2 separate regions of the Homo sapiens genome follow, and region 2 is linked to region 1. Evidence: chromatin loops called from intact Hi-C (ENCODE). Cell type or tissue: Calu3. All regions are shown on one strand. Each heading gives the region's core, and the rest is flanking DNA. Links, peaks and the distances in the headings are about the cores only. Region 1 has its middle 90 kb from the start of LINC01582. Region 2 overlaps LINC02253 (long intergenic non-protein coding RNA 2253).

Region 1 (15,970 bases), core at 3,608-11,607:
GCAATTATGAAGCTTAAATGACAGCATGTGTTCAAATCACTCAGTACACAGAAAGTCCTAATTGCTGAATTGGCAATGCCTCCTAACCCTAGGTGCCTCATGATATTTTCCTGGTTAGCTGTGCTTAGGTACATTGTCATTAACCTAAATATTCATGTTTGTGAAACAAATTATATCATCCGAATTGATGCTTACAGTAATCCTGTGACATAGAGAATGGTCTGATTTATTTCCATCCAGTAAATCAAGGTGCTCCCTGCGTGGTATTGAAGTATGACGCTAGGATTCTTTACTTAGTCCTCTTTCTGCCACCCTCTGTTCATGTCCAGGACTTACCTGTGCTGCTCCAGAAGCTGGGATTGCCACAGAACAGAGATTGCATAAGCTAAACTCTTCTAGGAACCAAAGCAGAAGCTCATCAAGAGAGTTACCACATTTTTCAGACGTGGATTGTTGTCTGAGAGTGTTTAGGAGGTAAAACAAGTGCAAGTTGCCTCACAAGGTCAATTGATAGTTATAGCTGGTGGCAGAGAATCAGATAATGTTGCTTTTCCTTTGAATTGTACTTTTCTTCCAACTGTCCCGCATGGTTCACAATCTACAGTTGTGGGGTGATCTCATTTATAATTCCAATACATGATGAAGTTTGTATTGTTATCTGCTGATCCACAGAAAAAGCAAATTAACTGAAGGCCTAATAAAAGGTAACTTGGCTGGGTACAGTGGCTCATCCCTATAATCCCAGCACTTTGGGAGGCCAAGGTGGGAGGATTGCTTGAGTCCGGGAGTTTGAGACCAGCCTGGGCAACCTAGGGAGATTCTGTCTCTACAAAAAATTAAAAAAAAAAAAAAAAAGCCAGGCATGGTGTCATGTACCTGTGGTCCCAGCTACTTGAGAGGTGGGAGCATTGCTTGAGCCCAGGAGGTCGAGGCTACAGTGAGCTACGATTGTACGACTGAACTCCAGCCTGGGCAACAGAGTAAGACCCTGTTTCAAAAAAAAAAAAGAAAAAAGGCAATTCAAGCTACACATAGTGGCTCCCTTCCAAAGAATATGTTATGAAAAGAGGGAAAAAATGAGAGTGGGGAAACCTGAAAACTCTGCCTCAAGGCCAGCATCCATGGTGATAAGCCATGCTGATAGTGCGTACCCTTGATATGATGTCATGAGAATGGGATTTTACCTCTGTGCTCTTCTTCCACAAAACAAATAACCTCTATCTAATCGTGAGGAAAATAGCAGAAGCATTCCAACAGAGGGACATTCTACAACACCCCTGACCAGTACTCTTCAAAACTGTCAAAGTCATAAGAAATAAGGAAAGTCTTGAGACACTGTCATAGCCCAGAGGACCTGAAGGAGACATAACAGCTAAATGAAATGTGGTGTCCTGGATGGGATCCTAGACCAGAAAATAGACACTAGGTAAAAATGAAGGAAATTAGCATGAAGGATTGACCTTAATTGATCATTATGTATCCATATTGGTTAATTAATGATGACAACTGTGCCCTACCAACAGAAAACATTAACAATAGGGGTAACTGTGGATAGGGTGCATGGGAACTCTTCGTACTATCTGAAGTTTTTCTTTAAATTAAAGCTATTTTATAATTAAAAATATATTTTTAAAAAGGCAATTGAGCCTAGAGGCTTGCTTTATTAATTTATTTTCAAGACTCAAATTAAAAGCTATAATTATGAATATAAAACTATTGGGAAATAAAGAATTTAATATATAGCCCTTGATTATATTCTGTTGACAGTCCAGGGGAAGAGATGGCAGCAAGGGGGATGTGTAAAATGAAAGGGAAGTCAAAGGTCTTATAGAGAAGACAGGAGTATGAGACTGAGACCAATTCAGGGGCACAGAGGGAAAGAGATATGCCAATCACAAATGCAAAATCTAAACAGGCATTGGACACGGGCTCAGACACCGATTCCAACATGTAAAAGAGTAACATAAAAAGCTATAGAAAATGCAATGTGGAGGCAGCATTATTTCCATTTTGTGTCTACTCTGTTCGTGCTACTCAAGCCCAGGTTCCCACTGAGGTTATTTTTTTTTTAATTTTTTTTTTAGACAGAGTCTCCCTCTATCACCCAGGCTGGAATGCAGTGGTGCGATCTCGGCTCACTGCAACCTCCACCTCCCAGGCTCAAGCGATTTTCCTCCCTCAGTCTCCTGAGTAGCTGGGATTACAGGCATGCGCCACCACACCTGGCTAATTTTTGTATTTTTAGTAGAGATGGGGTTTCACCATGTTGGCCAGGCTGGTCTCAAACTCCTGGCCTCAAGTGGTCCACCTGCTTTGGCTTCACAAAGTACTGGGATTATAGGCGTGAGCCACCACACCCAGCCGCTCCATGACATTTCATAGCTGTAGTCAAAATCCTTACTGGCCATGAAGCTGAGGGTTGTTGTTCCAGTGGCCAGAAGTTTTCTAATTCTGCATTGCATAAGCCCTTTACAAATAATGCTTTATAGAATAATTTAAACATTCATTTGAATAAACACAACTTACAACAACTTTATAACAAAAACAATAATAAAACTGGAATCTCAACTGTTGTCTAACAAAATTAAAGGGAAATAAGAAATGAGCACTCTCATGCTACAAGAACAGACTACTGAAAACCTCAGCTTATGCACATAGTATTTTAAAGTTGGAAGGGACCTTAGCTGTAATATTTAGCTTGCAGTCTTGGTAGTGTCAGGAACATATGTTAAATTGGAATACCGGGTGCCTGAGTGTTTCAATGCCTCTGGGCTCCCTTCACCTTTCATTAGGAACAAGGTAGCACACTTTTCATTATCTGCCGGGGCCTCAGTACGACTAGAACTAGTAACAGACAAAAATGTCAACAGGCTTGCATTTGAATTTGTCTTTTTAGGCAGTGGTTTTATAGATTAATCATTGAAAATGACTCTTGCTTATCTATGACATGTGCTCTCAAAATATTTTGTATTTGAACACTTTCATGGATGCTATTTAGTTTGTATTTTTCTTTTTTTCTGAGAAAAGAAACATATGCCCTTCCTATGACATTTCTATGAATTTTCAGCTGCTAAATCATACTGTTGAATGGAATAACTTTTTTCTAAATATTTTTCTAAGCGTGCTTTAACTTCCCTTCTCTTTGGATCAATTCCTGGCTTGTTACATAGCATTGATGCCAAGTACTTATTTTATTTTATTCTAAGTTAGTTTCTCTATGTTTTGGATTCTATGTTTTCTTTCATTCTCTCTGGGAATGTTTTATTTTCTTTGAGTATACTATATTTTCAAGTAATTTTAAAAGCTTTTGTGTTTTCTGCATGCCTAAAAATTTTATTTCACTCATTCCTGACTGATAGTTTGAATAGATATAGAATTCTGGTTTAAACTAACGTTCTTTCATAACTGTTAAGACATGACTTCATTATTTTATAGCAGTTAATTTTCCGATAAATCTGATGCCAATCTGATTCTAGTGTCTTTATAAATATATGTTTCCATCTCTCTTATATATTGAAGACAGTTTCTTTATTCTGGGATTCTAGATTTCTTTACACTTTTTCATTTATCCTGCTTAGCATTAGATGGACTCTTCCAATTAGAAAGTTCAAGTTTCTTTGATAATTTTGTAGGTTTTGATGAATTTTTTCTCTCTAACTTTAAAAGAGGTGGCTATTAATCTTCATGGATGGATCTTCTATTTTGTTTCTTTTCCTTTTCTTTATCTTTGGACCCATTTTATGAAGATTTCTTAGAGTTTATATTCTAATCCTACATTTATTTTGTTATATTCAGTCATGATATTTTTAATTTTCAAGAACTCACTTAATCCCTGAATGTTTCTGCTTTTGTTTCATAGATTCAAGAAGTTTGGTTGTTTTTCCCTGGGGATACTAACAGCTCTCTTCTGTTTCCTGAAATCTTCCCCTTGGGGTTAAATGCTGGACATTTGTTCATCTTAGCTCTTCTCTTTCACGCTAATTGCTTTGTTTATAGACCCTCTGATTCTTGGCCATCCGTTCAAATTTATAAATAAAAAAACATGCTGGTGAGCACAGTCCTCTGGCTTGGCTTTCCTGTGATACTGAACATTTCTATTCCTGTACACAGGTGTCTTTTTCTGTTCAGGCTGCCTTTAAAAAATGCCCTACACTGGGTAATTTATAAACAACAGGATATATTGCTCACAGTTCTAGAGGCTGGGAAGTCTAAGATCAAAGTCAGCTGATTTGGTGTCTGGTGAAGGCTTGTTCATCATAGATGGCACCTTCTTGCTGTGTCTTCAGATAGTGGAAGGAGTGAACAGGCTTCCTCAGCCTCTTTCATAGGACAGGGCTCTCATGGCCTAATCACCTCCCAAAGGCATTACCTCTTAATACTATTGCATTGAAGATTAGGTTTCATTATAGGAATGTTGGGAGGATACAAACATTCGGGTCATAGCAACAGGTCAATATGACAAAAGAACAGCTTCTCTTGGGGTATGTGGGGTTGAAGGAGGAGACACATTCTTCCAAACACCCTCCATGCTGCAAAATGGGGAGCTTTGCAGCAGAGACGCATCGCCCATCCCAGGAACAATCATTCTCTCCTGGTCACTCACTCACTTGCTATTAGGGTACAGTCCCCTGGTATTAGTCTGGAAGTCATGAACCCTGATTCCAGTGGCCCAGAAATTGAGCAGGAAAGTCTCAGTGTTTGAGGGGGGCACTGAACCACCAGCCCCTGCCCATGTGCCCCTTTTCTCTCCTGTTCCTTGAGTTTCCATTCCAGGAAAAGTGGCTTTAACCTCTCCTCTAGTCTTTCCATGTGCCAATTAGGACAACAGCATTTTCCACTGTAAATTTTGTTTTATCAATATCTAATTTAATTAATTTAATTTCTGTTCTCCAGATTTTTAAAAAACTTAACTTATTTATGTTATGCTGACCTCCCTATTGTTCCACCCTTATTTTCTTTTTCTTTTCTTCTTCTTTTTTTTTTTTTAGACTGAGTTTTGCTCTTGTCACCCAGGCTGGAGTGGTGCAATGGCACGATCTCGGCTCACTTTAACATCTGCCTCCTGGGTTCAAAGATTCTCCTGCCTCAGCCTCCCAAGTAGCTGGGATTACAAGCATGCACCACCACACCTAGCTAATTTTTTATATTTTTAGTAGAGATGGGGTTTCACCGTGTGGGCCAGGCTGATATCGAACTCCTCAGCCTACCAAAGTGCTAGGATTATAGGCATGAGCCACCACACCTGGCCCACTCTTAACAGTCTTGGATAAATTTCCTTCCCTACATCTATACTGTATTTTCAATGGAAGATTTCGAGGAAGAGAATGTAAATGGGTGTGTTCAATCCACCATCTGGAACCAGAAACCCTTTTAATTCATTCTTAGTAGTACAGTTATCATTAAAGCATATGACTCTCCTTGGCCTATGACTGAGAAAATGAAACATGGGTGAACTGGATACTTTAGTTAAGAGAAAATTCTTACTGTACAGTGGTTAAAAGAGTATGTTTAATTCCAGGTCCACCACTCCCTAAGCTAAGTGTTTCCTAAAAGTTTCTGCCTCTCTTTCCTTATTCACACAATCATGAATAACAGTACCTCCCTCAAGGGATGGTGTGAGGGTTGTAAGAAGGCCTAGTGCCTGGCACAAAGCAAACTCTCAACAGATGCTCACTCTGTAAGTGTCTTCTCCACTGGGATTCTGCTGTAGTTTTGTTGAAAATGTGCAGCGTTTTCTGATAGAAAGGTTGTTTATATCCCTTTTGATATTCTTCCAATAAATAATCATACAGCGCTAATATGAAAAATGGTATAATAGGTTGGACACAGTGGCTCACACCTGTAATCCCAGCACTTTGGGAGGCAGAGGTGGAAGGAATGTGTGAAGCAGGAGTTTGGTACCATCCTGAGCAACACAGTGAAACCTCGTCTCTACAAAAAATTTAAAAAAAAATTATCTAGGTGCAGTGACATGCTCCTGTAGTCCCAGCTAGTCAGGAGGCTGAGGTGGAAGGATCCCTTGAGCCCAGGAATAAAAGGGTGCAGTGAGTGATGATTGTGCCACTGCACTCCAGCCTGGGCAACAGAGTGAGACTCTGTCTCTAAAGAAAAGGTATAATAAGTCACTGAGATAGAAGTGAAGCAAGAGCAAGGCTGGAAGGAACCTTAGAGCCTATCATATGCACACACCTCATTTCACCCTTGGAGCAAGGGCTAGTAGGTGGTGAGCAGTGGAGCCCTAGTCCATATCTAGGTCACCTGATGCTCATGGGCTCTTCCAGGGCACCTCCTGTTTGGCAGGCATTTTTTGGGTGCCCTCTCAACAGAAAGGTACTTCTACTATCTCTGCTTTATGGAGAGAAAGCTTAGGCTCAGAGTTGAGTGGAGTGGAGAAGCCCCCTCTGTGGGGCTGGGTTCCAAAGTTAGCATACAAAGCAAAAACTCCATGTAGTCCAGTCAGCCGAAATTCCTTCATGGAGTTGCTGCTTTGGAGACCAACATATAGGTTGCCCATAACACAACATATTTGCTCTCTCAACTTGGAATAAACCATTATTTCTTCAACTGAGCTCCAGATAAAGCAATTGACTACTTTCAATTAGAAGGGCACGACCTACGAAAAACCCTGAGATCTGTGCAGAGGACGACAGAGTCCCATTTCCATCTCCTTCTTCCTCTGGGACGATCGCTTCCTAAGTGTACTGATGGGCAGCATTTCCTTCCATTTTTAAATTCTTTCTTTTCCTTTCACAGAGGCCTTGAGTTGAACTTGTGAAGTTCAACTAGCCTAGGATGCAACCACGACGTTATTTGAAGGAACCACAGGCCGGGCGCGGTGGCTCATGCCTGTAATTCTAGCACTTTGGGAGGCTGAGGAGGGTGGATCGCTCGAGGTCAGGAGTTTGAGACCAGCTTGGGCAAGATGATAAAACCCTGTCTCTACTAAAATACAAGAAATTAGTTGGGTGTGGTGGCATGCACCTGTAATCCCAGCTACTGGGGAGGCTGAGGCAGGAGAATCACTTGATCCTGGGAGGCGGAGGTTGCAGTGAGCCGAGATTGCACCACTGTACTCCAGCCTGGGTGACAGAGCGAGACTCCATCTCAAAAAAAAAAAAAAAAAAAGAAAGAAAGAAAGAAAGAACCACATGGCTGATGTGGGGAGAGTTGGGTTGCACCCTAAGCCAAGGACAATCCTTTTTCATGGATTCTTTCCTACTGTCCCGACACAGTCCTCTAGTTCATCACGCCAGGCTGATTTAGTTCAGCTTGACATGCAACACACGAGACTTCTGTTTTCTAGAATAAATCTCCAGACATTTTATGAACCAATAATGTCCAAAGAGTACATGGGCTCTTTTGCGGCTTGGTAATTACCACTGACCTCTTTCCTGGACCCTTCTCCATAAAGAGGCCACCTCCTTGGGGCAGCTCCGCCCTCCCCTTTTCTCCAAGGCCGTAGGTGGAACAAGTAAGTTCCTAATTAGCCAGCCCGCGCAGGGAAGCTTGGTGTCAGGTTTTCAGGTCAGCCTTTGATGCAGGGGTAACCAGGGGAAGTGACGCATCAACTTTGATTAAAGAGCTATGATGAACCAAGATAAAAATTGACATTTAATTTCTCTCAGACTCGACTAATCTTGCAGACCAAAATTAAAGGTGAATTGTCTTCTCTTTTGGTTTGTGGGGTGAGGAATAGACTCACAGAAGTGATAAACTTGACAAAAATTTGCTATAATTTTGTTCTCAAATCATTGCTATTTAATTAAACAAAGCCTCCCGTCATGAATTTGTGGAGATGCAAAGTCTCCTACTTTTTTCAACCAAATCTGTAATATTCTTCCAGCACTCAGAAACACTCAAAGTCCGTTCACCCCAGCTGCCAGCTGGGGAACTCCATCCAAGAAGGATCCTAACCACTTCGTAAGCATCTCATTTACTGCCATGCTTACCTCCCTCTAAGCCAGTGGAAAGATGATCCGTGAAGCTTAAAAACAAACAAACAAACAAAAACCCATTCAACAGCAACACATTTAGAATAACAATATGTTCTGAAAACCACCACAACATGTGTGATTTTTTTTTCTAATTAAACTGACACCCCACTTTGAAAAAAAAACAAAAGAAAGAAGGGAAAACAGCTTCAAGTGATAATTGTCTTTTCTTTGATTGTCAAAAGTGATATAAAAAAAGGAAAAAAGTAACTTACCAGTTAGTAAACTAGAACACTATTAATTATTCTTGGAACATACACCACATTGACCTGAAAGTTTCCAAGGTGGAGTGATTTACAACAGCAGTGAATCCTCTCGTTCTATTGCGAATGGTCCTCAGACAGAGCTCGCTCAGGAAGAGGACTGACGAGGAGGCTTTCCCGGAGAAGTAGCAGAAGTAGCAGGCTTTTATCAGTAGATGGGGGTAGAGCAACACAGATGGAGCCTTGGTGTGCAGCTAGTCCTGAAAGTTTGTCCGTGAAGGTATGTGCACAAGCTTCATTGGGCACTATAGCAGGGAAGAATGCAAAGACAGAGGTTGAGATCAGATAACATAATCTTTCAAGTCCGCGTCACACTGGAGTACATGAGATCACAGGCAAATTCAAAAAACGATTTCCTGCCAAGCTCTACATTTCATTTTGCAAGCCTTTATTTAGGTAGGAAATGATACAATTATTATTTTTAGTTTTATTTCTCACTATTCTATTATGAACCCTTTCTTTTTCCATTCTTTCTCTTGTCTTATTCTTTGCTTCTTTTCTATAGTCTACAATTCCTTCTGTAGCCATCACATCTCTTTTTTGAATGGGGTGAAGTATAACTGAATACATTTTTTAAAGCTGTAAATGTTCTTGTAGAGTGTAGGGTTATGACAACTTTTCTCTAAAGTATGGAAGGAAAGGAAGTCATAGGCTTTCTTGTACAACTTGTCTATTTCCTTTAGAAGGAAATTAGATACATTGAATAGGCATGGAGGCTGAAATATATTCTAGTACTGGCTTGGTAGATAAAATATATTCTAGCATGGATATTGCATAATAGAAGCAATAACAAAATCTACAATAAAGTCAAATGTTGAGCTTGATCATGTGCCTCATCTGCTGGCATATTTGTGAATATTCGAGAGTTAAATGATTGATTGATTGATCATTTATTTCCAAATCCCCATTCCTCACTTCCATTGCCTCCTCCCACTCTTCCCTTACAGCAACCATGCTAAGATATTATATATATATAATAAATATAATATACAATATCCTATATATATCTGTTTATTAGCATGTATTGCTGAAAAATGTATATGTATTGTTTGTTTGTGGGTATGCTTTCTAATTTGCATAAACAGTATTCGGCTGTTGATCTCATTCTGTTTCTTTTTCTTCCCCACTCAGTATGAGTGCCTTAAAGATCTATTCATGTTGCTGCATGTGCCTCCTGTCTCTTGCTTCCAGTGGTGGCAGAGTATTTTATCCCACACATGATGCTTTCCGACTCCCACAAGAGTAGCCACCTAGACTGTCTCTGGTTCTCCAGATCCCAAACAGTGCGGTGGGAAGATTCTTACCCATATCTCCTTGAGCATTTGTGGGAGGTTCTTGGTGATCTGAACCTGACCACCAGATTCCTGTGTCATAGGACATAGGTGTGGCGAATCTGATGGCTCTCCATGATGACCACACCACTTTATATTCCCACCGGCAGAGCCTGATCCTCTCTCCATGTCCCAGACTTGGTGTTGTCTAAAGAACAAGGACATTCTCTCCATTTGTCAGATCTTCTTTTAGATTTCTTGTTAGAGTTTAAAAATATTATTTCTATTTAAAAATAGTAATTTTGTGTATTCCTTTAGTCAATTCCCAGATATTTTATAATGTTTGTAGCTATCATGACTTTCGTAAAGTTGTATCTTCTAGTTGTGTATTGCTTGTGTGGAAAAATGCTGTTAATTTTTTTGTGTGATTTTGTATTTCGCTTTCTTCCTGAACAATACTAGTGATCCTAATAGTCTATCTGTTGATTCTGTTGTATTTTATTCATAAGGAATATGTTGCCTGGAGATAATGACAGTTTGCCTTTTTGTCCTAACATCCTTCTCGTTTATGTATCATTTTTTAAAACATATGCTAGGACCTCTAGTACCATAAGCAATAGTAGTAATAATAATTCTTGTCTTATTTTTAATTTTAAAAAGTCCAGTTTTTCCATTAATTATAATGTTTGCTATAGGCTTTGGTACATACTTTTTGTCAATTCAAGGAAGTTTCTTTCCTTTCTATTTATAGTGTACTAAAATGCGTGTTCTGTATCTATTGAGATGATCACATGACTCTTCTCCTTCAGTCTATTAATGTGGTACATTACATGCATAGATTTCCCAGATGTTGATCTGCTCTTACATTCCTGGGAAGGATGTTGTTTTGATGACAGCAAAGCTGAATGACTCTTAGAAGAGGCCCTCAGGGTTAAATTTCTCTGACATACTGTGCCAGCGTATTCTGCAAATTATATACACGTATATCTTATACATATTTACTTATTCAATTAATGTTTTTCAAGTACTCTGTATTATACCCTGGACCAGATATGGGGATACGTTTTCCATTTCACCAATATTCAGAGAAAAATTTGGCCTTAAAGTAGTCAGTGGTTTCCCATGGCCATTAAACAAGACCATGGAGAAGCAACAAGGCCACTGTTGATTTTTGTCTTTGTCATGAAAGGCCTATTGTCGCTTCTGTCTGTCATTTGGGGGCTGCGTGGGACACAGGTATTAGGAGCTGAATAAACCCCTGTGCATCTGACTTGGGCTTCCACCTAGTTTCACAACTGATAGTATGTGGATTTGCTTGATTCATTAAGATTTTTAAAATACAGTCTTTACTTGTTTATTGCTGTGTTGCTTTCATCATCTTGACACAGTCATAAACCAATTAGAATGATAAACAAGCACTTGGTAAAATAAGTGTTTTGAAATCCCAACTGACAATGACTGAAACAAGGAAAATATAACTCATTCCCCTATGATTTTGTTGTGAGAAAAGCTCTAAACTTAATACGAACTACATACTTGAAGGAAGCAGGGTTGCATCCTGAAAGAGATTCCAACTTGGAATATGAGCATTGAGTTGTAGATACAGATTGTGCAGTAACTAAGTGCACACACAGAAGTATCAGATTGCATATTGTCAGGGTGGTCTTCATCCTGAAAATAGGTTTGGGAGGAAATAATAACTTAGGGTACCTGAGATGAAGTAATTGGATTTTCTGATTTCTCCTCTCACCTAATTGGATGTGCAAATGATCTGTCTGCACAATGAGCTCATGCCCATGGCTGTTCTTGCCTGCATTTATATGCGGCGAGTGTGTGCATGTGTATGAATTTACACCAAATCATACAGGCTTTATTCTCCTGCAGTGAGATCTCAGCACCCCAGAACAAAAAGAAAAATGGCTTCTTAATCATGATGGTCTTTGTAACATTCCCTTGCAGTTTTCTGGTAGTTTTATTTGACCTGTCATAAAAGCAGAGGACAGAGATGAGGCAGTGTGTATTAAAGTGGGGATGTCACAGGAGCCTTTGCTGTGAACTGGTGTATGCGCTGCACTCAGCAGGGGCCACTTCCTTATGTATAACTGTAATATTTTTCCTGTGTGTGTTTCCCACATCCAGCATTTCAGGCATTGATTTCATTTCAGCCACTCTCCCATTGTGAGGCTGCTAAGTATAGGCTAGACTCTGATCTTATGGGAAAAATCTCTCTATGGTCCAGAATCCATTTAGGGATTAGCCTCTCAACAAATGTCATTCCAGATTTCTATGTAAACTCAACTAAACTAAAGAATAAGTTTGCCTTATTGATCTGTGCTTATTCTTTCCTTTTCCACTTTACGATGGCTGCAGCTTTGGGAAGATCTAACCAAGCCTGAAGGGCAAGGGTGAGGGGAGTCAGAGAGGCTTCTTGGAAATGCAAGCTTCTATCTGAGTATTAGAGGTGGAACCGGGGTTGGTCTAGGAAGAAGGAGAAAAGGTGCTGCAGGCAGAGAAGATAACAAGGTCAAAGGCTTAAAGATGTGACAGCAGGTGGCACCTGGGAGACATGAAGGCAGCAGCACAACAGACAGATGGGAGGCGGGGGAATGTAGGAGAAATGGGGCAGGCATATCATGACCTCAGCATAAGCTTTTATCCTCATTGCCTCGGGAAGCCATGGCAGTGCCTTAAGCCCTGTCCCTGTCTTCATATGCCCTTTTGCTCTCATAGCTTTTTGTCCTGTGGATCTTCTGATTGGCTTCTCTCTTTATAGCAAGTTAACATAAAGTCAATTCCTCCTTAAAAAAGAAGCATCTGGGCTGGGCACGGTGGCTCATGTCTGTAATTCCAGCACTTTGGGAGACCGAGGAGTGCGGATCACTTCATGTCAGGAGTTCGAGACCAGCCTGGCCAACATGGCGAAATCCTGTCTCTACTAAAAATACAAAAATTAACTGGGCTTGTTGGAGAGTACCTGTAATCCCAGCTACTCAGGAGGCTGAGGCAGGAGAATTGTTTGAACCCAGGAGGAGGAGGTTGCAGTGAGCTGAGATCATGCCACTGTACTCCAGCCTGGATGATAGCGCAAGACTCTGTCTCAAAAAAAAAAAAAAAAAAGCATGCAATAGCATGCAACAGTAGCCTTAAATGCATTATTAAAGTAATAAATACCACTGTGATCCTCAAGTTAATAACTTACTAAAGGTACAGGATTTTAAAACCCTCAGGCTGTTGGTTTTCAATTGAATTCTTGACACCAGCAGTTATGGTGACAGTGTCACACCATGAGAGGGTCACTAAAGAGTTAACCCTGTGAGAAAGGCGGCAGCTTTTACCTTCGAACTTTATGCTAATTTAATTCTTCTACCTAAGTACTCAGAGTATACTCACGGTGGTGGCACCAACTTTTGGTTTGTTTGAGTTTTTATCGCTTATAGAGTGTGGTAATATGATGGCAAAAGCATTGAATTACAAACAGCATTAGGTTCTTTGGAAAAAGACAATAGGGAAAGAGAAACCAATATTTACCGAACACCTACTATGTGCCAGGTGCTGCAGGGTCACTTTCTACACATTATCTCATTTAATAGTCACTGCGGTCTTGTGAGGAATTGGGTTATCTTCCCTCATTTCTGGCTTAGGAAACTGAGAGGTAAGGGACTTGCTTAACTTTAAACGATGAAGAGACACACAGTCTGTTTCCAAAGTGTGCACTCGTTCTCTCACACTAAGCTGAATGACACTGGTGTGCTTTTTGGTTTCTTTTTCTAATTTGTTCCAGACCAATTTTGAAAACGATACACATCTTATAAAATACACACACACGCGCACACACACACACACACACACACACACTGCACTCTGGACACTTGTAGAGAGTCCCCCCACCCCCCCAGTCTTCAGTTGTGATTTGTCAGAATATATGTGTGAGGAGAGTGCATGGGGCTTTGGAAAGAGAAACCCAAAATGCTCATTGGAGGCCAGAATCCTGTCCTATTCATCTTTGTCTCCCTAGAGCCTAGCTGGGCGCCTGTCACCTAGTGGCTGGGAATGTTTGTTGAAAGTTTGAGAGGAAGCAGGAGAGAAGGAAGGAGAAAGAGTAAAAACAGAGAGGGTGGAAGCAACAGAAAGAGGGAAAAGGAGAAAATTAGGAAAGTGTGAGACCCAGGAAAGTTAGAAGAGAGGAAGATAATTAAAACAAACAAACAAACAAACAAACAAACAAAACTACAGCCTGTAAGAAGACCACTGCAGCTGAGCACTTGGTGAGACACTTCTTGCTGCCTGGCGGAGCTGAAATCAGATGCCTGACATCATCCATGAGACAAGACCAGAACATCTGGACGAGATGGAGTAACGCAGGCTTCATTGATTCTCTCACCTCAAAAAAGAAAGAGAAAATATATGAAATAATGGTTTTCAAGATATTGGGCATTAGGCAATGAAGGGCAGTGGTCTCTGAGAGAAAGGATGAATCTAGGTGAATTGTCCCTAGCTCGTGGCCTGGAGAGAGTTTCTGGGCTGTAGTGCGGGGAGAGGAAATCCAAGGAGTGCCCAGAGACCTCCCTGAGATGAGGAGAGAGAAATAGCATAGGTAATAAAATTACTAGACCAGGATATTTAAAGTTATTTTAATGTATTCTGTATATTCAACAGGCTACAAGAAACACTGAACATACTAAGTAAAGACATAGAATACATAAAAAGGCCCACAGTGTCCAAGGTGAAAAATGCACTGGTTGGGATAACCATTAGAAGAAACGATTTGTGAGCTTGAAGACTTAGCAATAATAACTGTCTAAAATGAAATGGAAAAAAAAAACCCTGGAAAAAAACCCAGTTAACTTTGGGGCAACTTCACATGGTATAATAATCAAGTAATTGAAGAGGAGGAAGGAGAGATGACAGCAAAGATACTGGAATAAACAACGGCCCCAAAATTTCCAAATTTCATGAAAATTGTAAACCCACAAGTCAAGAATCTAGGCAAACTATAAACAAAAGAGACATACAGAAAATTACACCAAAGTGCATCATAATCAAATTGTTCAAAACCAGTGATAAAGAAAAATTCTAAAAGCAGCCAGATATTTTAAAAAAACACATTAGGTAGGTACAGAAAAACAAAGATAGAAATAACAGATTTCTCATCAGAAAGAATGCACATCAGAGGACAGTGGAAAATATTTTTAAAGTACTGATAGACCATCCTGTCAAGCTAGCAAAATATCTTTCAAAAACAAAGATACAATTTAAAAAATTTAGACATGGAAACACTAAAATAATTCATCACTAGCAGAACTTCATTACAAGAAATATTAAAGATTATCATTCAGTCAGAAGAAAAATGATCCCTGATGGAAATATGGATCCACACGAAGGAATGAAGAAGCTCCAGAAATGGTAACTATGGGGACAAATTTAAAAAGGTTTTTATCATTGAAATATCTTTAAAAGATATTTGACCATTAAAAAATGACCCATCTATTGTGGAGTTCATAACATGTGTAGAAATAAATGTATGGCAAAATAGTACAAATGGAGAATGGAAGAATACAATTTTAAAGGAAATGGAAGAATACAATCTTAAAGTTCTTACACACTAGTGACACAAAAAAATGGAAAAAGATATACCATGCTAACATTCACTTGACAAAAAAAGTAGAGTGGCTACATTAATGTTAGACAAAGTAGGTTTCAGAGCAAAAATATATTATTACAGATAAAAGATTGTTTCATAATAATAAAATGGTTAATCTATGAAAGGGCCAACTTTCTTAAATATCTGCGTGCCTAATAACAGAGTTTCAAAATAGAGTCATGCATTGTCTAATGATGGGAATATGTTCTGAGAAATGCACTGTTAGGCGATTTTATTTCATCATTGTGTGAATATCCTACAGTACAATTACACAAACTAGACGGTATAGACTACTACACGTTCAGGCTATATGGTATAGCCTATTGTCCGTAGGCTACAAAGCTGTATGTCATGTTACTGTCCTGAATACTGAAGGCAATTAGAACACAATAGTAAGTATTTGTGTATCTAGAGATATCTGAATATGGAACAGGCACAGAAAACATATGGTACGGTATAAAAGATAAAAAGTGGTACACCTGTCTAGGGCACTTACCATGAATGGAGCTTGCAGGACTGGAATTTGCTCTGGGCAGTCAGTGAGTGGTGAGTGAATGTGAAGGCCTAGGACATTACTACACCCTACTGTAGACTTTAGAAACACTGTACACTTGGGCTACACTAAATTTACTACAAATACTTTTCTTTCTTTAACAACAAATTCATGTTAGCTTACTGTCACTTATTTATAAACTTTTAACTTTTTAAATACTTTTTGACACTTTTGTAAAAACACTTAAAACACATTGTACAGCTGTACCAAAATATTTTCTTTCTTAATATCCTTATTCTATAAGATTTTTT
Region 2 (15,970 bases), core at 4,503-12,502, 930 kb after region 1:
AAACTAATACTGGGGTAAAAAAAAGGAAAGGTACAGATGGAATTTTTTATATTCTGTCCACATGATATCCCACAAGTAAATGTGGTTATGGAATTCCTTTTTCAAAGCAATGGTTAATATCAAAAATGACTTTGAGCTCTGAAAAAATTCAAGATTAAAATGAAGATAATGCCAACATTTTTAAAAATAATACATTGCCTAAACACTAGACATCACTAATACATTATTTAATGCTAGAAAAAGAAAAATCTCCACGGAAAATTAAGCTTGACCATTTGAAATAAATAAAAGGATCTAAAATGGACATATAAGCCCTTGAAAAGATAATCTTCAATGGGAAAATAAACTCTTCTATATACAGAAGGCCACCTAAATGACTTGAGGCAGTAAAAATGAGTGGAAGAATATTCCCACAATATATTCATTCTACAAACTTCATTTTGACTATGGGATTGACTTGTAGATACCAGTGAAAGAAATTTGAGAAATGCAGAAAAATTTTCCAGTATTCAAGAATGAGTTTATGGCCATAGATTAGAGAAGTCAACTGACAGACTCCAGGGCCCTTTGCTATGTCAAAATAATGACAGCCATCTGATGCTGTGTCTTTTTTATTGACACAAAGGAGGAGTCTCTGAAAGCCTTTACATTAAATGCAGTCTTCTCAACAATGCCTTTCCGTATCACATTCTTTTGTCATACCCTCCCACACTAATTCTGTCCTTGGTTATGTGTCTTGTGCCAACAGAACAGAAGCAAATTTCATATAAACAGAGTCTTCAAAAGTAATTCTGCATCTCTACTCCTCTTGGTCTTCTGCAATTGTCACGCAGACAAATCTCGTCTATTTTTTTTTTTTTTTTTTTTTTTTGAGATAGAGTTTCGCTCTTGTTGCCCAGGCTGGAGTGCAATGGCACAACCTCAGCTCAACACAACCTCTGCCTCCCAGGTTCAAGCGACTCTGCCTCAGCCTCCCAAGCAGCTGGGACCATAGGCATGTACCACCACACACAGCTAATCTTGTATTTTTTTTTAGTAGAGACAGGGTTTCTCCATGTTGGTCAGGCTGGTCTCAAACTCCTATCCTCAGGTGATCTGCCCGCCTCGGCCTCCCAAAATGCTGGGATTACAGGCATGAGCCACCGCGCCTGGCCCAAATCTAGTCTATTTTGATGAAAGGATGTATTAGACAAGTGGAGAATTCTGAATCATTGCAGTTGAGGCCAACATAAGATAGCTGTCTCTGATGTGTCGCTGACCATGGACAAACTGAGCTCAAACGAGTACCTTCCAATTAGTAGAACTACCCAGCTTACCTGCAGACTCATGAGAAGTAATAAATGGTTGTTGTTTTAAGCCAACAAGGTTTTGTGTGGTTTGTTACAGCATTACTGTGCCAATAGATAGGAAATACAAATGCCAAAAGCAGTATTTTGTTCACAATGATCTAAAACATGATTTTGTAAATTCTAAAGATTCTAGAACAATGACAGTTTACAGTGAAGAGGTGTTTACAACACATAATCTCACCATTAAACAGATTCATTTACAATACCCAACCCCACAAACAATGACTTCCATTTTTAGGGATAATAGTGTCATTCCTCTAATTTGTTCTAAGCTGTCCTTAAGAACTTCAAAGTCTCAAGTCCTATTGACTCTCATTTCAGTATCCTTGGTTGTTCAGTTCCTTTTCTTTAAACTAACTGCTTTCAGATCCTAAACATCTCATTTCTGGTCTCTAAATAACCTCCAAATTGTAATCACTGAAACATTAGATATTACTAACACATTATTTAATGGTAGAAGAAGAAAAATCTTAAGGATTATACACATTAACCCTTATAAAGATAATCTTTAATGAGAAAAGAAACTTGTATATACAGAAGAACTCCTAAATTTCCACCTCAGTGTTACATTGAAATTTATCCTACATTATAGAATAGTTTTTCTACTATAATGGTATTGTCATGGTAATTCTATATGCAAAAACCATTGATGAGTCCCCATTTTTCTATAGGATTTAGACACATTTTGAAACAACTTGCATTTCTACAATTCTCTTCTCAAGACTTATACCCAAATCCAGAACTGTGATACAATCAAATAAAGCAAAACTGCATAGGAGCCAATGATGGTTTAGAGTCATCTGTCTCTCTATATTCCCTATCCAAACCATTTTTTACCTGTGTATTACCACCCAATCTGCCATACCACCCGTTATTAGTCCATTTTCATGCTGCTGATAAAGACATACCCAAGACTGGGTAATTTATACAGAAAAAAAGGGTTTAATGGACTTACAGTTCCACGTGGCTGGGGAGGCCTCACAATCATGGCAGAAGGCAAGGAGGAGCAATTCACATCTTACATGGATGGTGACAGGCAAAAAGAGAGCTTGTGCAGGGAAACTCCCATTTTTATAACCATCAGATCTCATGAGACCCGTTCACTATCAGGATAACAGCACAGGAAAGACCCACCCCCATGATTCAATCATCTCCCCCTGGGTCCCTCCCACAACATATGGGAATTATGAGAGCTACAAGATGAGATTTGGATTGGGACACAGAGCCAAACCATATCACCTCCTCCGCCCGGGTGTTCTCATTAGCATTTGTCTCAACCCCCAGGACACCTAGTTGATCCTGCTGCTTCTAATCTTACTCTAAATTCTATCTGTTTATAGGACTATGCTTGAGCCATCATGTTGTACAGATACAAAGGGCTACACTTACACTATACTGCACAGAACTAGTGTCCCCTGAAATTGTTTAATGATGGTGGTACTGAAATTCCCACTCTACCATGAAGTTTGTTTACATTCTTAACATTTTCCTGGAATTGTCATCTACACACTATGGCATATGTTTGACTTCATGTTTATGATGTCACTTAACAAATATCCTTTCTGATAGTAATTTTTTTGGCATCTCCCTGGTTCCTGCTTCCTCATTAGTTCTTTTAGGCCACTGCCCTCCCATCACCCTTGTCCAAAGTGTTTTCAAATCAACAAAAATATGTAATGCTTGAATTCGTTACTGAAAATGCAATTACTTATTGTATTGTGCTTATTTTCTAGAAGAGAAAGAGGTTTTAGGGTATCAAAAATTACTTCTCATTATGAGAGCTTTGGTGTGTAATAACTAGGTAGAAAACATGCTATAGGGGATGCCTAATAGTAGTTATGAAGGGACACTTGACTCTTTGCACACTTGGATCAGAGAAGCATGCTCTTGACCACCTGGAAGATATGGAAACATCCCCACCCCCCACTGAGAGATGAGACTCCCATGGGTGATGGTCTAATTACAAAATGGGCTGATTAGCTTTGGGTTGCCTTGCTATGAAATGCACCGTCGGTAAAAGCACCACACTGTCTTCTCCCGTAATATTTCCCTCCTTTTGGGGATCCAGGATCCAGTATAAAATGGCGCACTTAACTCTGGGGGTTTGTCTTTGCCTTCAGCTCTTTATTTGCTGCTTATTTGGCCCCAGAAATGCTTTCCTGGCCCTCTTCCTCCAAGGGCTCCACCCTGAAGCCAGTGATCCAATTAAGAAACTGGCAAATGAAAAATCTTGCAAATGCCAAATCTTCTACCTGTATGTGTTGTGTGTGTGTGTGGCATTTATATATAAAAGAGCTCTGATTAATTGGCTTAGAAAGATAAGCACTTAAATATTTTGTCACAAAAATAGAAACTTTAATGCCTTTTGTTCTCGTGACTTTAGTAATCTTTTGGAAATAAAGACACTTTTAAAGATTATTGGTAAATAAAAAGCCTTGAAAATGTAGACATTTGGTCTAAATTAAGGTCAGAGATCAGATTTGCTAAATGCTTTAAGGTCAAATTATTTCTTTGACTTTTGAAAATTGTTCGATTTACCTACTTTGGAGCATTAGATTATAGATAAGCCTGGGGACATATGGAGAGCCATCCCCTCTAGATATGCTAAAAAGAGTCAGACTTTATCTTCATTTCTGTCTGATTTCCTAGGCTCCATCCCTGGTACATAATTAAAATCACTTACTTATCAGGTTTTTCACTAAAAATAAAAGTTGCTAAGAGTTAACATTGTAACATGCAATTGAGACCACTGGAGAGACAATTTTACAAACAAGGTGTGTAGGGAATGTGTTTTTGGTAAAAGATTATAAGAAGGCATAGGAATATGGCTTTTGTTAAAGGGAATGTAATTTTGTCTAGTTCAGAGGGTTTTAAAGATTGTCTTAACCTAAAAGAGTAACGGAAGAAAACTGAAGGTTTAAGCAAAGTAAAAAGGATTTGTAAAAAGGATTGATCTGATAAAAAAATTCTGTGGGTATAAACAAATTGGCTAAAATTTAAAAGAAATTATTTAGCTTTTATCTGCAGATTAAAACATTAAGATAATGATGTTGTAAGGCCAGAATCTGGGCCCATGTGTCCGAAAAACAGGGTTTTCTTAGAAAATTGACCTGCTGTTTGATGGAAAATTGTAAAGGGATCTAAAAAGTGTATTGAAATCTTATGTTCAAACTAATTAAAACTGGACAGAGATACAAAATTTTATTTAAAAAACTAGCTTTTACGTTAAGGATGCACTAATGCAAACATGAAATTTGTTTTTCTCTTTTGAAGACGATTTTTGTGTAACATTAAAAGATAATGAAAGACTTTTGCTTTCTCTCCCATGGGTAAATGGCAGGGAAAAAAAGGAGGAGAGAGAAAAGACAAATTTAGCCTCATGCTACCTTTATTGGATGTTGCTTGGAAAGCTAAGTCTCCTCTACTAGAGTAAAGGTTTTCTTTTTTAAAGCTTATTTAGAGTTATCATTTTGGCCAAAATGAATGACTTAAGGTAACCTGGGATTCTATTTTGTGATATCAAGTGTTTTAAACCTTTGATATTTGACAAACTTTCCAAAATCAAATTATAAAGTATGTCTCTTTCTGGACTAATCTTTTAGATATTAGGTTCTCTAAAGTCCAAAAATGACATTTGGCTCATTTTGTATAGAAATCATACAGGAAGCACTGCCAAATATGAAATGGTGTTTGGCTTTCTTTGGGTTATATTTGTGTAAATGTGTTATAGGCGTATGTTCTGAAATTAAGTAAAACTCCTATAATTCTAATATGACTTAGTATATGTTATCTATCTGTAATAATTATAATTATTATGTTAAATGACTGTGTGCCACAGAGGTAAAAAATTTACTTGTCAACCATGTCTTTAACTGCAGCTGGCCTAAAAGTGTTTTTGTCATTCACAGACAATTGTTGTCTCATTTTCATCCTCTTTAAAAGATGGTTTTATAATCAGCTATAAAATTTAACAGGTGCTCTTAAATGCAGGATTCTGACTAATAACTCTGGAGATTGTGACATTAGAAGAGAGGGAAAACTTTCAAATAGAAGAGTGAATGGTGTTTGGTTTTCTTTGGACTGTATTTGTATAAATATTATATTATTAGTATGTGTTCCAAAATTTATGGGAAACTTCTATAATTCTGATATGATTTAATGTACATTATTAATAATAATTGTTATATAAAATTGTTGTATGCCACAGAAGTAACCAAAATTCCTAGTCACCTGTAGCTTTAATAGGGGCTATTTACTTGTCATCCACAGACATTTTGTCTTGTTTTGATCCTTTTCAAAAGGCAGTTTATAATCAGATATAGGACTGTGAGTGCAGGTCTCAGACAACTTTAAAAATTGTGCTATTTGAATAGAGGAAAAAATGAAACTTCTAGGAGTCTCATGGAGATCTGATGTGTTAAACGTTGCTGATCCTTTTGTTTTCAGAGTCAAGATAACTTATTTCTTTAAAGCTATTTGCAACTTTAACAAGTGAGTAAAATATACTCCTGTGAACAAAATTTGGAGCATATTTGTTCCCCTCTACCTGATTTCTCCAGAATTTGGAAACTATTTGTGAGTATTCTCAATTTATGGCAGTACAGTTAATTGCATAAGTGCAATAAGAATCTGTTTTCTTTTGTAACAGGATATAATTGGAGAAATTGGTTATTTTACCAAGGCTTTGACTGGAATGGCATGCCTCCTTTAAAGAATCAAAGTTGACTTATAGAGCCAATTAAAGCCCATTGGGGCATCTGGCCTCATACTTTGTCCGCATAGAGTACCTGTACAAGATACCTGTACAGGAACCTGTACAAGGTTCCTGACCTGTGGTAAGTAAAGAATGTCACTTTCTAACAGGCCCAGGAACCCCAAGTTACCTTGGGACCTCAAGAGGAGAGGAATTTGCCCAACTCATAGGTACTTGAGGGTACAGACCCATGGCTGGGCTCGGCTTTTAATAAGTGTTATCTGAGATTCTTCATGGAACAGAGTTCTAACAAAGCCAATTTAAAAAACCTAAGTAAAAAATAATTATTCTTGCTGCACTTTATGCAAATAATCAGGCCAAATACAGTAAGACTAAAGTTTCTTTTGTAAACAAATCAGTTCTATTGTGATTTGTTTTTAATAAAAATGGGGACTGGAGGGAGACAAAAGTATGCTTCAAAAGAAAAACTGAAGTACACTGTTGTTAACCGTTCTTAAGGTTTTTTCTGCAGTTTAGACTAAATTCTAAATTCATTGTGGGTTAGAAGTCTCCAAACTAATGTTTTCAAATCTTTGCTTTTAAAATTGGGAATTGTAGTCCTCATCCTAGGACTCGTTATTTATCTTATAAACATGCTGTTTACTTAAATATCATCCTGAAACATAAATAAAAGTATATTTTTACCACACAAGCCTTGCAAGCCCAGCCAAGCCTGCATAAATACACTCAGACAGTTGTGAAGCAGGTCTACTCTTCTCTCCTTGGGGTTCACTCCCATTCCCGCTATGTCCCCTGTAAGCAGGAAAAATCTAGAGTGATCAACAGCCTCTTCCCATCTTCATAGCCTACACCTAAAGATTAAGGTGTTATAAAACCCAAAGGGAGGGACCGAAAGCGCAATAGCAAAATGATGACTGAGACAGTGAGAGATCTAACTTAATTGACTCCATCTCGCTTCTAACCTCCAAACTGTCCTTGTTCATTCCTGGGCATAGGCTGCACTAACTTCGGGAGAAACATAGTTTATAGTTTAAACAAAGACGGTTAGAGTCCTTTCTCAAAGCAGACTTCCTTCTTGCCTGGGGACTAGATTGCCTTTGTAGGACTAACATTAGCCACAAGATTAGAAATTATAGTTCAGGAGTCATGCAGCTGGAGGCTACAAGATTCTGACCCTCCCTAAACTGCTTCTAAGATCAGTGCTTGAGATATTTGGCAGAGCCTGCACTTGATGGATCAGCTGGCACCTCCCAGATCAATAAACTGGCTCATCTGATCTTGTGGCTCCCACCCAGGAACTGACTCAGCGCAAGAAGACAGCTTTGACTCCCTAAGATTTCATCCCTGAACAATCAGCACTCCCGGCTCACCGGCTTCCCCCAATCCACCACGTAATCCTTAAAAACTCTGCTCCCCTAATGCTTGGGGAGATTGATTTGAGTATTTAAACAATTCTGGTCTCTCACACACACACAAAGAAAAAAAGAAAATCGAGGTTGCAAAGAATAAGTGACCTCTGGATATTTTTGTTCACTTCTAGTTCCTTATCATGTTTATTAAGATGTTATTTTAAATATAACTATAGCATTATTAAACTGGATATTTCCTCAGAAAAATATTTAATGTGAACTTAAGTGATACTTCTGAAGCAGTGGAATTCTGGTTTCTTTCACTATATTTGATACACTAAGATGAACATTTTCTCCATATTTACAGAAATAATCTGGTTTGTACTCAAACTACATTCTCAAAACAAAGCAGAATATAAAATGGATTTTTTAAATAAGTAAATGTGTAGTATTTTTTCAAGTTTCTATTTCAGGAATCTATTTCCAAATCCATTAATGAAGTGAATATATTTCTCTAAAAATATTTAAAATATTCCTATATAAATTGTAACCTGAAGCAACTAATCATCTTCTAATTTAGCTTAAAGAAAAAAATACAGGAATAGAAAACGTGTGTGTGTGTGTGTGTGTGTGTGTGTGTGTGTGTGTGTGTGATTTTTGGAAGGTTGTCCAAGAGACTGGTATTTTTTTCACCTGACTCAGAGTACTGATATAGAACCAAAATACTTTGGATAACTGGTAGCCACTTAGTACAAAAGAGAGTTCAGTGGCTTCTTGCAGTGCCAGAAGTGCCAGTACTTGTCACACTGTAGACAAAGGCCAAAACAGCTCACCACAATTGGGAAAAAGTATCCTGCTAATGACTTTTACAATGAGATGGAAAGAGAAGAATCGAATATATGTCCAATTTTTTAGCTTTTTAAGAGGCTACCTAAGGGACTGATTTTTGTCTCATGTGACTTAGGGCACTGATGAGGAGCTGTCATAGTTTGAATGCCTGGGGACTGCAAAGAACAAAAGAGAGCTTGGCATATAGTTCTGGAGAACCTGCAGTACCACAGACAGACACAAGAGAGAGCAAGAGCCCACAAACTCCTAAAAAAGAAACCAGCAAATCTCTCTAATCTGGAAATTACATGCACAAGCTCAGAGAAAATGCATTTCCATAACATGTTTGAGAGGCCCTCTGAATCTCTAGTCATGCTGACTGATGAAGGTATTCCCCTGTATGAAATCAGTCTGTAAAAACTCGAAGTGTTAGTTGTTTTTTCAAATAAAAAAATTACAACAAAAAATAAGAAGACACATGAAGAAACAGGAGAACATGACCCAATTAACGGAACAAACTAAATCTCTAGAAACTGACTCTAAAGAAATTGATATTTACAAACTATCTAAAAAAGAATTCAAAATCATTGCTTTACAGAAGCTCAGTGTGCTGCAAGAGAATGCCAGATAGACAACTAAATGAAATCAGAAAAACCACAAATGAGCAAAATGAGAATATGTACAGAGATAGAAACTACATGAGAAAAAGCGAAGTAATTTTAGAGCTGGAAAATAAAATAGGTGAATTGAAAAATTCACTACAGCAGATCAACAGCAGATCTCACAAAGCAAAAAAAAAAAAAAGTCAGTAAACTCTAACACAGGTCATTTGAAATTATCAAGTCATAATAATAAAAAGAAAAAAGAATGAAGAAAAGTAAAGAAAGTCTAATTGATGTACCAGCACCCACGAGCAGACCAATATACACATTATGTGAGAGTCTGAAAGAGAAGAGAGAAAGATTAGAGCAGAGAGTTTATTTGAAGAAATAATGGCCAAAATTATCTGAAATGTGAGGAAGAAAACAGACCACATTAAATTCAAGAAGCTCAAATAACTTTAACTAAGAAAAACCCAAATAGGTACAAATCAAGACACATTATATTCAGACTGACAAAAGTGAAAGGAGAGACTTGAAACTAGTAAGAGAAAAGCAACTCATCACATGAAAGGAGCTGCCATAAGATTATCAGTGGGTTTTTTAGCAGAGACTTTAGAGGCCGAAGTGAGTGGGACGATACATTCAAAAGGCAAAAATAAATAAAAATTGCAGCCAAACATAAAAACTGTATCTGTCAAAACTATCTTTCATAAACCAAAAAGAAATAACTTCCCAGATGAACAAAAGTGGAGGGAGTTCATCACTACCAGACCTACATAAAAACTACCAAAGACAGTCCTTGGCGTTGAACAAAAAGGACACTATGTAGCAACATAAAAGCACAGAAAAACATAAAGCTCTCTGGTAAAGCCAAATATAGAGATAAATACAGAATTCTATAATATTGTAATGGTGTTGCATACAGCACTTTTAATTCAAGTAAAAAATGTAAGCAATATAAGCATAACTACAACTGTAAAACAATGTTAATGAATACAAAATATTTTTTAAAATGTAATTTGTAACATCAGTAACAAGTATGTGGTAAGGAGATCTGAAAGAGTAGTTTTGTATATAATTGTAGCTAAGCGGTTCTCATTTTAAAATAGATTGCTACAATTCTCGATGTTGTATGGGATCCCCATGATAACTACAAAGAAGATACTTATAGAAGATGAACAAAATCAATTAAGAAAGAAATAAAAGCATGACACTACAAAGGATCAATGAACCCAAGGGAAGACAGCAAGAGAGAACAAGAGGGACCAAACTAATACCATACATACAGAAGACAATTAACAAAATGGAAATAATAATTCAGTAATTAAGTATAAATGGGTTAAACTCATCAATCAAAAGACACAGTGTAGCTAAATAAATTTTTAAAAAATCAAGATCCAACTATATGTTGTTTATAAAAGACTGACTTTAAATAAAAAAGACATGCATAGGTTGAAAACAAGAAGATGGAAGATTTTTCCATGCAAATTTTAATCAAAAGAGAGGAGGGTTGGCAATACTTATATCAGACAGAATAGGCCTTAAGTCAAAAACTATCACAAGAGACAAAGAAGTACAATATATTGTTATAAAGGTTTAATTCACCAGGAAGATATAACAATTGTAACTATATATGCACCTAATAGCAGAGCACTTATATATATGAAGCAAACATTGACAGAAATAGAGAGATATATAGACAGCAACATAATAATTGTAGGAAATTTTAATACCCTGTTTTCAATAAGAGATAGGCCAACCAGAGAGATCAACAAGAAAATAGACGACTTGAACAACACTATGAACAAATTAGACCAACAGACATATATAGAACACTAAACCCGAAGTTTGCAGAGGAAGGAAATAATGAAGAATAGAGCAGAAATAAACTCAACAAAGAATAGAAAAACAATTTAAAAATCCATAAAATGAAGTGTGTTCTTTGAAAAGTTTAACAAAACTGGCAGATTTTTAGCTGGACTACAAGTAGAGACCCAGTTAGCAAAAGTTAGAAATAAAAGAGGAAACATTACAACCAATGCAAAAGAAAGAAAAGGGATCATAAGAGACAACTATATGAACAATAGTAGGCCAACAAATTAAATAACATAGAATAAATGGATACATTTATAGAAACATACAACCAACCAAGACTGAATCATGAAGAGATAAAAATAAAAAATCTATAACTAATGAGATCGAACGAGTAATTTATCAGTAATAATAATAAAAATTCCCCCGCAAAGAAAAGCACAGGACCAAATGGCATCACTGTATTAAGCAAAGTTGAGGATACAAGTCACCATTCAAAAATCAATTACATTTCCATACATTAACAATGAATAATCTGAAAAGAAAATAATATTCATTTATAATAGTATCAAAAAGAAAAAATACTTAGGAAAAACTATAACCTAGAAGGTGAAGCACCTGTACACTAAAACTACAAAATATTGCCTAAAGAAAGTAAAGACAATATAAGTAAATAGAAAGACATCCTGTTTTCACGGATTGGAAGACTTCATATTCTTAAAATGCACATAGTACCCAAAGTCATCTACAGATTCAATGCAATCTCTGTGAAAATCCCAATGACATTTTTGCAGAAATAAAAAAAATGACTCCAAATAGCCAAAACAATCTTGAGAAAAATTTTAAAAACCTGGAGCCCTCGTATTTCCTAATTTCAAAACATATTACGTAGCTACTATAATCAATATAGTATGGTAATGGCATAAAGATAGACCAATAGGTCTATGAAACAAAACAGAAAAAAATGCTTTACAAAAACTGTTAACATTTATAATGAAATGATCTTTGACAAACTGCTAAGGCTTTGTAATGGAGAAGAATAGTCTCTTCAACAAATAGCTGTAGGAAAGTTAACGTATATTCGTAATGCTTGAGTTTGTTATTGAAAATGCAATTGCTTATTGTATTGTGCCTGTTTTCAAGAAGAAAATGGAGTTTATAAAGGATAAGTCAACTCTAGATATTTTTGTTCATGTCTAGTTTCTTAATGTGTTTATTAATTAATGTTATTTTAAATACAACTATAGTACTATTAAAGTAGATATTTACTCGGGGAATATTTAGTGTGAACTAAAGTGATACTTCTCAAGCAGTAGAACTCACTTGCAGAAGAATGAATTTGAACCCTACCTTACACCATATTCAACATTTATCTCAAAATGGATTAAAGGCCTCAAAACCTGAAACCATAAAACTCCTAGGGAAAAACAAAGTTGAAAAAAAAGTTTTGTAACATTGGATTTTGCAATGATTTCTTGGTTACCACATCAAAAGCACTAGCAAGAAGGCACAAATAGATAAATGATAGCACCAAACTTGAAAACTTCTGTGCAGCAAGCAAAACAATCAACAGAGTTAAAAGGCAACCGACAGAATGAGAGAAAATTTGCAAACCACATATCTGATAACGGATAAATCTCACAAGTACGCAAAAACTCCTATAACTCAACATCAAAAAACACCAATTAGTCAAATTTAAAAATTAGCACTAGACTTAATAGACAGTTTCCAAAGTAGATACACAAATGGCCAATGAGAATATAAAAAGATGTTCAATATCACTAGTCCTTAGGGAAATAAAAATCAAAACCACAAGAAAATTTTACCTTATACCTGTTAGCATGACCATTATGAAAACAAAACAAAATGGAAAACAACACAAGTATTGCTGAGGATGTGGAGAACTTAGAATTGTTTATTGTAATGTAAAATGCACTGTTGATTGTAATGTAAAATGATACGGTTGCTATGAAATACAGTATGGAGGTTCCTCAAAAAATTCAAAATAGAACTACCATATGATCCAACTACCCCATTATTGAGTATATATCCAAAGGAAATGAAATCTGTACATTAAAGAGATATCCACCTTCCCGTGTTTATTGCAGTACTATTCACAATAGCCAAGATATAGAGACAACACAAGTGCCCATTGATGAATAAATGGATAAAGAAAATGTGGTACATACACACAAAGGAATACAATTCAACAACAACAAAAAATAATGAAATTCTGCCATTGGCAACAACATGGATGAACTTGAAGGACATTATGCTAAGTATAATATGCCAGGCACAGAAAAACAAATACTGCATGATCTTTCTCATATGTGGACTCGAAAATAGTTGATCTCATAGAAACAGAGTGTAATTATAGTTATCAGAGACTGGGGATTTAGAGCACACGGGAGGATGGGAAGATGTATGTATTTGTTACTTGGATAGATTTAACCATTCCATAATGTATAAATACTTCAAAACATCATGTGGCTCACAACAAAAAATACAATGTTATCTGTCAATTTTTTAAATTAAAATATTTATAAACCTTTAGAAGATAAATTTAAAAGAAATTTAAAAATAAAAAGAAAAATCAACTGGTATTCAAAGCTTTCCAAACATACTTGAAAATGAAAAGTTGGTTGATGATAAAAATATTAATATTTTGCTTAATGATAGTGCATTATAGGGAAATATTGACATATGGTAATACACTTATTACAGACAGGAAAATCAGAATCTGAAAGCCCCATACCAACATTTTCAATGATTTGGAGAAAAGGTTGTCAAGAACATAAAGAAAATGAGAAAACTCACTGTAAATGGTTTAAAATTTTAATTCAAGAGATAGATTACGTATAGCATTTACTTATTAGCAATTCCTTTTGTGGCAAATAGTTCATAAAGAAATATTTAACTTATTTCTTCAAAGAAAAATGACAATGTAAGAAATCATTTGAGTGTACAAATCTTCCATTTTGATTGTGGTATTTCTAACTCTCAGTTTTTGGAGTATTCAACTGGTATATTATTATATATAACCTGCCATTCTTGCATATGTATTTTCTTTCAATTGTCTTGATCAATACAGGGAAAAATGCTATATAAATAGGGCAATTGAGCTTTATTAGTGTTTGAGGAAAAAAAATTCATCCATGTATAATTTTTGTTTATTTAGAACATTTTTTTAAAAGAAGTGAATGAAAGGAGCTATTTTTAAAGGTCATAATGAATGTTGTAGATGAATCATAGGTACACCTATTTAGCTCTCAAAAGCACAGGGATTCAGGAACAATATTTTTCCACAGTCTTCCTTGGCAAAGGAAGAAAATGAAAAGCATGAAATACAAGATCTGATCTGGGATTTTCATCTGTAATTTATTTAACAAATTTCCAAAGGCTATGATTACACAGAATAAGTAGTTGTGACAACTGTTTTTGGAGTCAGATCTAGATTCATATTCCAGAATTAACTCTTACTAGCTGTGTGAGTTTCAGTACGGACTTCAATCTTCTGTATCTCAGTTTTCTCATATATATCACGGGGTTAATAAGTTGGCATGTTTTATACAACAGTTATAAGAATTACATAAGATAAACAGTTAAATGTTTAATACAGTTCCTGGTGCATGATTAAATCTGTTAGCTATTATTAATGTTATATTATCAAAACAGAAGGGACAGGGAAGTCTTCGTAAACCACATCCTTAACCAGCATGTGGCTGAGAGTAGTTAAGGGCAACGGATCTGGGTCAGACTGCTTGAGTTTGACACTTACTAACCCTATCCAGCCCCAACTAAGCCTAACTCTAATTAACTCCATCTTACTCTAACTTACCTAGTTGTAAGATCTTGGCATACTATTAGTATTTAACCTATGACTCAGTTTTCTTATTAGGAAAACAAGCATAATTGATAGCACTTGTTCTGAGATTGTTATGAGAATGACATGTGCAGATAGGTTGAAGGTGCTTGGAACAGTCCCTGACACATGTGACTACTCTATACACATCCACCTTTTATCATTCCTTGAGCATCTACAGGTTTCACTACAGCTCAGTATCTGATAACATCATTAGAATAACAACCATTGCTGCACTTCTATACTCTTGGAAGCTCTTAAAAATCTACATGGACAAGTGCAATATTTAGAAAAATTATTTTCTGGGGAAAAGTCTGGAACCTTCAGAATCCACAGCTGCAAATATTAATTAAGAGCAACACATGTCTGAGCTCCCCAAGGCAGCCTTAGTTTTTACTTGGGCTCACAACTCCTGTTTTCCTCTCGTGAGGTGCCATATGTGCTCAAAAACCTTTGAGAGATTTTGCTTAGTGATCTACACCAGCTTCTTTTCTTTGTTCTCTTTAATACTCAGCAAGATTAAAATATCAGCCCAGTACTCCATAGAACCTGTAGAGTGCAGGTTACTTCCAACCACAGTGTTTGGACTAATTCCAGTATAACATCATTGCAAAGCGCATGCTTGCTGACTATGTAAACCAAGAAGGGAGTGTATAGTGTTTGTTTTGACAAGTTTGGCCCCACAGGGTTTGAGAATATGCTACTCTTGCTGTCTCAACCTTGGAAATTGGAACTATCATTAAAATAATAGTAAAAAATCATCTCCCCTTGCAAAGAGCTTCGGTGGCTTTTCCTTGCCTACAGGATCAAGTCTATCTTACCTAGCCTTTAAGGGCTCCCGTCCATTAGCTCTAATCACCTATCCTCTTGGCCACAGTGTTTGTTACAACGTGTCTATAAGCTTTTTCTCACAGAGTTCTATAACAAAATTAAAATTGAGGTCCAATTAGATCGAGAAACATATTCTAAGCTTCTCTAAGTATTCATACTGTACTTAACATAATAAAGGCTCTGAGAAGTCCTGCATTAAAGAAACTGGCCTGATTTCAGTTAATTCGAACTTATCCAACCAAATGAAGTGAACAACCAACCCAACCCCAAAGCAACTTTTGCCATTTGAGGCACAACCAACTGGAGAGACACTGTCGTAAAAGAAAAAATTATTCAATGAGACTAATTTATTTTCTCTTTCCAAATAACGTATGCCCCCACCCCTATTTCCTGAGTGTGTGCCTGTGCGTGTCTGTGTGTATGCGTGTGCATGAGTTTTCTCAAGTTGACCACATCCCTGGTCCTCCTTCCCCTAGGAATCCTTTTCTCCCACATTTTGACACACCCACACTGTGCCATTTGAGCCTCTCCTGTCATGTCTAGCAGACGATGACTTTCTCCCTGACCGAGATGGCTTCAGCCCTTACTATCTTATATGTCCTGCCGTTTACACCTGGTATCAC

What was found. A loop is a pair of places that touch in the nucleus more often than their neighbours do. Peaks named below come from ENCODE experiments on the same cell type or tissue, not always from the same donor. Only the 100,000 strongest peaks of a DNase experiment are listed, where the experiment ranks them.
Region 2: it touches region 1 in a loop (18-fold over the local background); 4 of 110 quality-filtered maps call a loop at or near these places.

What each region holds. Positions count from the first base shown.
Region 1 is chr15:98,170,603-98,186,572 of GRCh38, reverse strand. No RefSeq gene overlaps it. Among named protein-coding and RNA genes, the nearest start is that of LINC01582, 90 kb to the right of the region's middle. RefSeq lists an enhancer at 7,154-8,353. In Calu3, for the core only: a CTCF peak has its summit at 8,434; a DNase peak (open chromatin) is centred at 8,402.
Region 2 is chr15:97,238,472-97,254,441 of GRCh38, reverse strand. All of the region lies in intron 2 of LINC02253 (long intergenic non-protein coding RNA 2253), which reads right to left. Among named protein-coding and RNA genes, the nearest start is that of LINC02253, 12 kb to the right of the region's middle. In Calu3, for the core only: a CTCF peak has its summit at 8,464; DNase peaks (open chromatin) are centred at 7,351 and 8,471.